Linked DNA regions of Homo sapiens: regions 1 and 2 are each linked to region 3. A link is a contact called in ENCODE Hi-C or POLR2A ChIA-PET data. All regions are on one chromosome and are shown on one strand. Each heading gives the region's core, a stretch centred on a gene start or an enhancer-like site at or near the end of the contact. The rest is flanking DNA. Distances are from core to core; before and after follow the strand shown.

The links. Hi-C counts contacts between places; a loop is a spot of excess contacts on that map. ChIA-PET counts read pairs that join two places held with the same protein, here RNA polymerase II (POLR2A). Pooled maps may share reads with other maps.
Region 1: POLR2A ChIA-PET joins it to region 3 with 20 read pairs in PC-9. The contact joins the promoter of FBXW10B here to the promoter of TBC1D26-AS1 in region 3. POLR2A ChIA-PET finds 5 or more read pairs at or near these places in 2 of 52 experiments (HEK293 and PC-9).
Region 2: a pooled map shows a loop between it and region 3 (1.9-fold over the local background). The contact joins the enhancer-like site here to the promoter of TBC1D26-AS1 in region 3. A Hi-C loop is called at or near these places in 1 of 50 pooled maps.

The regions. Positions count from the first base shown.
Region 1 is chr17:15,618,268-15,620,967 of GRCh38, reverse strand. It overlaps FBXW10B (F-box and WD repeat domain containing 10B), which reads left to right and starts at 1,264. Exons shown (of 12, transcript NM_006382.4): 1 at 1,264-1,960. The coding sequence starts at 1,456.
Region 2 is chr17:15,658,410-15,661,109 of GRCh38, reverse strand. All of the region lies in intron 6 of TRIM16 (tripartite motif containing 16), which reads left to right. Among named protein-coding and RNA genes, the nearest start is that of TRIM16, 25 kb to the left of the region's middle. RefSeq lists an enhancer at 1,147-1,649. Within about 2 kb of position 1,294, at least 15 of the 41 ENCODE cell types and tissues checked have a DNase peak (open chromatin) inside an H3K27ac peak, as active enhancers do.
Region 3 is chr17:15,742,277-15,745,361 of GRCh38, reverse strand. TBC1D26-AS1 (TBC1D26 antisense RNA 1) reads left to right here and starts at 1,611. Exons shown (of 5, transcript XR_001753084.3): 1 at 1,611-1,759. It overlaps TBC1D26 (TBC1 domain family member 26), which reads right to left. Exons shown (of 15, transcript NM_001388465.1): 12 at 2,883-2,948; 13 at 2,354-2,453; 14 at 1,846-1,995; 15 at 580-1,119. The coding sequence ends at 770. ZNF286A-TBC1D26 (ZNF286A-TBC1D26 readthrough (NMD candidate)) reads right to left here. Exons shown (of 23, transcript NR_171000.1): 19 at 2,883-2,948; 20 at 2,354-2,453; 21 at 1,846-1,995; 22 at 910-1,119. It overlaps LOC105371559 (a long non-coding RNA gene), which reads left to right. Exons shown (of 4, transcript XR_934269.3): 4 at 642-724.

The DNA.
Region 1 (2,700 bases), core at 15-2,514, 120 kb after region 3:
AGAGGTTGCAGTGAGCCGAGATGCCACCACTGCCCTCCAGCCTGGGGGATAGAGCAAGACTCTGCCTCCAAAAAAAAAAAAAAAAAAAAAAAAATGCTTCCTTGAAGAATGTCAGCCTCATAGATAAAATCCTAATTTATTTAAATCTTTAAAAACAAGCTATTTATAATCTGTCAATTATAAATAAACAAGTTAATTACGAAAAAAAAAAAAGAGCTACTTTTAACTTGCAGCACTTCTTAGGGTAATGTGCCCGCCTTACAGATCCAAAGAGTCTGCTTCGGGCCTCCCTTCTCTTTGCCACCCTCCTTTGTCTGGCCTTCCCGATTAATTAAATATTAATCTACTCATGCCTTTTCTCCAGATTCCTCTTCAGACAGAAGAGGTTGAGCTGTGAGAACTGATCTCATTCTTAACCTGATTCCTATTCCCCATTCTGACCCTAGTATGTGACTGCCATTGCCAACAAAACCCCAGCGATGGACTCCATTACCTTTCTCTGGTTGTGCCTGATCTTTCAACATGGGCATTAGAAAGGCACACAATATTGTAAACCTTTTGATTTTATCTAGGGTAATAATACTTAGTAACAATAGCAGCAACAACTGATCTCATATATTTAATGCAATCCTAGAAGGTAGTTATCATTTTTATTACCCACCTTTATCTTCTCCATCCTCATAACTAGGATGGAGACACTGAGGCTCAGAGAGGACAGGTTGCTTGCTCAAGACCATATAGCTCCTAAGTACCAGAGTCAATGTTTGAACCGAGTCTTACCTGAAGTAGGAGAATTATCTCAGCATGACTTTGAAACTCTTTCTGTGAGCTGCCCAATATGTTTTGCCTGGGCACTTTGACTACAGTGAGATTTCTGGTTAGTATTGTGAAGCAGTTAAATAACTTAAATTTACATTAAACATTTCTGGTTTTACTTTGATGATGACTTAAGAAAATGAATATAAACATATTTAGCATCATTGGGATAGCCACTTTGTAACTGAACAGATATAAACATAAGAAGTTTGCATCTTATTTTATATTCATGAATATTCAGAAGCCATATATAACAACAATAATTAAAGCGCAACACCAGTAATAGTCCACATATTACTTAAATTTGACTAACAGTATTCTTGTTGTTCTAGAAATGAGATGACCAGCTCTTTCAGAATATACAGCAACTGCCTCCACATAAAGCAGTGCCAGGTTTAGGAGATTTACGGTAAAGCCATGTTTCCAAGGAGGTCTGTACAAAAAGCCAGACTTCTGCTGGCAGTTACTGAGAGAGATAGGCTTTCCATCCATGGCAGCCATTTACTTTTGCTCTGGGAGACGTTTGTAATAGAAAAGGCACAACTGGGGTATTTATTCATTTCCCCCCGTTCCTCTAGTGTTTGGTGGCGTTGCCGTTGCAAGTGCGCAGGGCTAAAATGAACTGGTTATCTTAGGATCATGGAAAACCTGGAATCAAGGCTCAAGAATGCCCCCTATTTTCGTTGTGAGAAGGGAACCGATTCCATCCCTCTATGCCGGAAGTGTGAGACGCGTGTCTTAGCCTGGAAGATCTTCTCTACCAAAGAGTGGTTCTGCAGGATCAATGACATATCACAGAGGAGGTTTCTAGTTGGCATTCTGAAGCAGTTAAATAGCTTATATTTGTTACACTATTTCCAAAATATCCTTCAGACCACACAGGGAAAGGATTTCATCTATAACAGGTCCCGGATCGACCTCAGCAAGAAAGAGGGGAAAGTTGTGAAGTCCTCCTTGAACCAAATGTTGGATAAAACAGTAGAACAGAAGATGAAAGAGATCTTGTATTGGTTTGCGAACAGCACCCAGTGGACCAAGGCGAATTATACTCTCTTACTGCTGCAGATGTGCAACCCCAAATTACTGCTCACTGCTGCCAATGTGATCAGAGTCCTGTTTCTGAGAGAGGAGAACAATATCTCAGGTAAACAAGGCCACAGGCAGAGACTAGAGGGCCCCCGAAGACCAGAAGGCAAGGCTTCAGAAATCTGTAAGGAACTGCAGTTGTAGACAACATAGGTAGACAGAGATTGCACAGAATGCAGCATAGGTTTTTTGAACTGACACCTCGTCCTGACACCCGATCCTGTTTACCAAAGGAGAAATGACTGAGTGTAACTTCCTTCTTGAAAATGATCAATGCAGGAGGAAGTACACAACTTTTAACTCACAAGCATTTATCATAGATTTCTGCATTTCATAGGCCCAGAAATGGCTGGTCCCTGCCCCTGACCCCTTAATGCTGGTGTCGTTCCTGCTTTAGGGATTGGACTGAGCTTGAGAGGGTTGTAAAGGGGAAGCTTTTGTTTTTCTCTTCAGCTGCCCTGCACAGAAACCAGACCAAGAAGTCAAAACTTAGGGCTTTTTTTTTTTTTCATTCACTCTACCATGCTCCTTGCTTATCCATGAAATGAAACCTTAAAGTAGAGTTTCTCCAAGGCTGGAGATAGCTTAAGGGCCAAATAAGTCTAGGGTGGTAGTTCTCCAGCTGTGGCTTGTATCAGGATCTCCAGCAGGACCTGTTAAAACAAGCTCCTCCCCCAGAACTTCAGACTCAGCAGGTCTGAGGTGGGCCCAGGATTCTGTATTCCTTTTCTTTTTTTTTTGAGATGGAGTCTCGCTGTCACCCAGGCTGGAGTGCAGTGGTGCGATCTTGGCTCACTG
Region 2 (2,700 bases), core at 45-2,544, 84 kb after region 3:
GATCAGGACTCTGACCACTTGACACTTCTAACTCCAGATTTTCTTTCTGACCATATTGGGAGCCCTCCATAACATCTACCATTTACCAGGTCTTCTGATTAATATGCCTGTTTCCTTCCTACTAAAATACTCTTGACAAGGCAGTGGTTATTTTGCTCTCACGGAGGCAATAGCCCCCTCTGTGTTCTTTTTTTTTTTTTTTTTTTTTTTTTGAGATGGAGTCTCGCTCTGTCGCCCAGGCTGGAGTGCAGTGGCACGATCTTGGCTCACTGCAAGCTCTGCCTCCCAGGTTCACACCATTCTCCTGCCTCAGCCTCCCAAGTAGCTGGGACTACAGGCGCCTGCCACCACGCCCGGCTAATTTTTTGTATTTTTAGTAGAGATGGGGTTTCACCGTGTTAGCCAGGTTGTTCTCAATCTCCTGACCTCGTGATCCACCCACCTCGGCCTCCCAAAGTGCTGGGATTACAGGTGTGAGCCACCGCGCCCGGCCCCTCTGTATTCTTTCGAGCATTCTTGTTGCTTTGTTTGCTTCCTGAGTCTATGCACCATGATTGGAGGAGGGCTGCCTCTCATCCCAGGAAACCCACGTACAGATGTTAGGCTTCCTCCATGCAGACAATCAGGGGTATAGAAATATGGAGTGTTTAACCATCTGGTTTTCAGCAGTGAGGTGGAAATCAAAACCATTTGAGCAAATGAGTGTCCTAGGGGAAGTGGAATGAAGAATTGAGCTTCAGTGGCTGCTGAGACATAAGCCATCCCTAGCGGACTTGGCTGAGGCAGACTATGTTGTTTATAGAGGAACCGGCTCATTGTCCTCTGGCCCTGGCCACAGCAATCGAGGGAGGGGCACATTTTTTGGCCCTTGAATGAACAATGCTTTTTCCTTCCTTTGTTGAGGGGTCTAGGTCTGTGGTCCTTACTTATTGTTTAAAAAAAGAAAAAACAAACCTCTGAGTAAATATTGGGAAGGTGAAGGGTGGAGGGGATGGTTTTCTGAGATTCTTTCCAACACTGAAGGGCTATATCTCACTAGTAAAAACAAGAGGACCCTCACCCTCACCCTGTAACTTGTTGCTACCTGAAGGTGTCTGTTCGCTTACCTACCTGTGTGCTCCTGCCCAGCAAGCCCGGCCTGCCCTGCCCTGGCCATTGGCCTTGCTGAGCTGCTTCTCAGTGCCCTGGAGGCATTCACACCTGGCCTGAGATAAGTCTGCCCTTTTTGAAGGTGAGTGCGGCTCCCTGGAATGTGTGGTATCCCAGCAAATAGCAAGATTAGAGGTGCCCATTTTGACTGGGAGCTGGACAGCTGCCCAAGTTCTAGAAAACCAGCAGTGCTGAAACAACAATTGGCTCAGGGCCTCAGGGGAGCCGGCCTGGGAAACCATCTCCTGTCCCAGGGCAAGAGAACATTTGTTACAGATTTTTTAAAGATTTACTTCATTTATTATGTGTAGGTTGTTTTGACATTTTTAGGCATAAGCCATAAAGGTAACTAGAGTTAGATTTGTGTGATTATTTGGGTTTCATACCAATGTTAGAGTTATTACAGAGGTTGATATGGAGATTCAACAAAGCATAGTTCAAATGTGCTATGTGCCGCATAAAATGTCACGCCCTTGTGTCTGGAATTTACTGAGAGTCATTTGAGATGTGGTCAAATTCTTGAGCTCTCCATTTCCAGGGCATTGCAGACTCCCCCAAGTAGGTTTCTAGGTGGTCTAGCTGCTAATTCTGGCCCCGTAAGCTTGGGTGGTCTGAGAAGTGATCAAAGCGGTGCCCGTGCACCACAGCCACACCTCACTGGAAGACAAAAGAGAACCCTAGAACAGCCCAGGACTAGACCTTCGGAGACTTAGGGAAGAAATGACCGTGGTGCACCTCCTTAGCTGGCAGATGTCCGTCGCTAAGGGCATAGTTGAAGCTGACTTCGGTGTTTTCTTCATCCAGTAGTGGGGTCCTTCAGGCTGTGTGCCAGGTACTGAGCTGGCAATCTCGTCTCTGTACCAACTGGTGTGTCCTCCTGTCTTTGTGAAGGGAAGGTACACGCAGTGCCCTGGGACAGCCCCTCCTTCTTGCGGAGGAGCCGTCATTACAACAATCGTGTTCTGAGACTAGGAGCAACGGCCCTTAGTGTCTGTAATCTGCTGTTTGTCTCACCTTTATTTCGTTCCTTTGTTAGTGGTAATTAATTACCAAAGTGATCCAAGAGGCCATCTTCTTCTTTTAGGAGAAAGACAGGGCTGGAGACCAGTTTGCTGATAGTGACCCCAAACCAGAAAGTTCATTGGGCCTGCACCTCCAGGTAAGCCAGTAAAATTCTGGGCTGGTTTCTAGAGGAGTGATGCGACTTCCAGCTCAGTGGTTCTCAGACTTTGAGATTTTACGAGAAAAATTGCAAAGTGAATTTGGAGGACTGACTTAGATGTCACTCTTCCGGACATTCCCAATCCTACACTCATTACTATTATTTCAGAAAAGATAAGACCTTTAATTCCAGAAAAGGAGGAAGGACACAATCTCAATAAAGTACAGTCCCATAAATCAATCAAATTCAGGGTTACGATCAGTTTATGATATTATTTTTATTTTTCTCAGTCTGATGGGCTGATTTGTCTTGAAGTCTGGTGGACAAATATTACCTGTGTTTGTGAATCATAGCTCTGTGTGACTCAGCAGAGACACAAATGAGGAAAA
Region 3 (3,085 bases), core at 362-2,861:
TAGGTTTTGTGTTTGATGTGCTCTTGTGAATTTACTTTGTTAAAATATTTCCATGATGGGCTTGGGAATCTCTTCCTTTAGCTCCCAATCTGCTATGAAATTCAGGAAAACATTTTTCCTGTTTCCTAGTAACCTCCTGTGTATGTGTTGATTGTTTCAAAGTGTGTCTGACCACTGCGGGACCCCCTGGGTGCCCCAGACTCATTCACACCAGTGTATGAAAAATCGCCTGCATTTCTGAGATGCCAGCTGCCCATTCAGTGCTTCACAGGAAGACACATGGGCTTTCCCTCTTCAGGTGCCTGAAGGGAGTGCTTTGAGCTGAGTGGTTTGCTGGCCTCCCTCCAGCCCCAGGGCCCTCCATGGGCCTGGGCTCCCTGGAGGGTCACTACAAACTCCCTGGAGGTTTCCTCTGGCACTAGGACCACTGCAACATATAGACCTGAGTGCTATTGTATTCTGGCTTGGTGTGTATGCTTTTCATTGTGCAAAACTGCTGCTCTTTTGACAATTCAAGTGACTGTTTTGTTTACTATAACCTTGAGAACAAAAATTGTAACAAAAACATTCCCATGACTATGCTGTGGTTGGAGATTTTATTACCAACATATTTACACCTTCCTTTTCCCTCTCATTTTCAGGAGCTGTTTCAGGCCTCCTCCTCCTCCCGTAATAACTTGCAGTCTTTCCTATGTTATAATAAAGCTACATTTTCTTCTGAAAACTGGCAGGTTCTCCCTTCCTAACGCAGGCAGCCGAAGAGAGGGTGTCAGGAGCCAGAGGGTGTCAAGAGCAGCCAGGGCACACCGGCCTGCATGGGGGCATCCCTGGTCCAAGTCAGTGGCCAGAGCTGCAGCCTGGCTTTGTGCCCAAAGTTTTGTCTGGGTGTCAGGAAGGCCATGCACTCACATTTCATCTCTTTTTGTGACTGGTCTGCTGCTGGTTGACCCTCGTTCCTCCTTTTTTGGGCAGGAAGGTGACATCCAGGATTCAGGAGAGCCTTCTGACTTGGGTGTGCATGAAAGTCACCTGAGGCCCTTGACGTGCAGGAATCCTTGCCAGCCTTGGATTGCAAGCCCCAGGCTATGGTATAGCAATGTGCATTTTGTAGCAAGCTCCCTGCGTGATTGGAGAGTCACAAATGGAAAGAAATACTATAATCAGTGGAGAGAAGATGTGCACAGCTATACAAGTGTATGGTTCTGTGACATACCACGAGGTGGGGGTGGACCTTTATGACATCTTCTCCCAGCAACCCCACATATTTCCCTTGCCCTCAGTGGGTCAGGAGTCTCCTGCTTGGCCTCATCTTCGAATCTGAAGCCTCTGAGTTCTGAATAGTTCAGCCCCCTACTTTTTTAGATGCCTCTGTGGCAAACCTTTGTTATCTGACTTTTCTTTTATTTGACAGAGCCTCGCTCTGTCGCCCAGGTTGGAGTGCAGTGGTGTGATCTCGGCTGACTGCAAGTCCCGCCTCCTGGGTTCACGCCATTCTCCTGCCTCAGCCTCCTGAGTAGCTGGGGACTACAGGCGCCTGCTACCACGCCCAGCTAATTTTTTGTACTTTTAGTAGAGACGGGGTTTCACCGTGTTAGCCAGGATTGTCTGGATCTCCTGACCTCGTAATCCACCCACCTGGCCTCCCAAAGTGCTAGGATTACAGGTGTGAGCCACGGCGCCCTGAGGACTGGCAGACCCATCTGACTTTCTTGGAGTAGAGGAGGAAGAGGAGGAAGAAGAGGTGCAGGAGGAAGACCAGGTAGGAGGGCTGGCGGGGCCACGGCACTCCCCACCATTGACTGCCCCAGAGGGTGACTCCAGAGGGTACCTGGTGCTAGAGCCCACCTGGGGGTGGCAGGTCCCAGTGTTTTTTTGTGAGTTCCTTCATAGAGGTTTGAAGGTTCCTGAGGACCGCGTTGTCCTCCAGGGCCCAGCTCTGAGAGAGTCGCTCCTGAAACTCCCAGACAGTGCTCCAGGAAAGCTTCATGAGGTGCTCTAGGGAGAGGGCGGGCATCAGGCCAGGAGGGTTCCCTGGGAGGGGACAGTGCCTGCACCCCATTTCTACCAGGCCCACCTCCCACTGGGTGGTGTCTGGTCCTTTTTGGCCACCCTGGGGTTCAGCTGTGCACAGGAGGCTACAGTTGGGGAAGGCAGGGCAGGGAAGTGCTCACCACACTCCTGATTTTCATCTGGGTCATGTGGGGGATGGACTCAGTGTCATCATGACTTGCCCAGCCCAGCAGGCCAGACCCCCCAACCCGGATGGAGCAGGCAGTGTAAGGACACTTCCCTCAGGCCAGCCGGGGTCTGTCCCACATGTTCCCCCAAGCACCCTCGGGCACACGGGACTTACTCCTGTGTATTTTGAATGATGCATGCACCATGGCTGTCAGTACCCGCGCGCCCTCCAAGATGAACACATCCCACAGTCTCAGGGTGAGCCCGAAGGATTTCTGTGGGGACAGCAAGTGTGGGAGAACCTGGCCTTTCCAAGCTGGGGCCAGTGGCCTGAGCAGAGCCCACTGGGGTTTCAGGCCCCTGGAGTGCTGGGGACCCCTCTCCATGGGATGAGACCCCCAAAAGACTGAGTCAGACAAGGTCCTGTAGCTCCTTGTGAGGGACTCATCTCAACTGCGCTGTGGCTTCTGGAAAGAGGGCTTCCTGAGGACTTGGGCTTCCCTGGGCCCTCGCAAGTCGGGTCCTGCCCCAGTCTGCCCATGAGGCTGGGCCTGAGCCCTGGCCTCTGCCATGGGATGCCCCCTCTTGGGCAGAGCCTGGCTTGTGAGCCTGTCCTCCTGGGGGAGCTGGACCCCTGAGCTGAGGAAGCTGGGCACTGCAGGGCAGGAGAGTCCCAGGGCTGGGGTCTCCCTGTGCCTCCTTACCCCATCAAGGAAACACCGGAGGAGCCTCGTCAGCATGGAACCCTCAATGCACAGCCCTTCCTTGCCCTGAAGGGAGGAGCACACGTGCTCAGGGCCCCCTGGGCTGCCCTGAAATCCTCCCACTTCCAGGCCCCTCTGCAGACCTTCCTTAATGGCACAACCCAGGGCGGTGGCCAGGGCTCCAACACCTGCCCCATGCACGG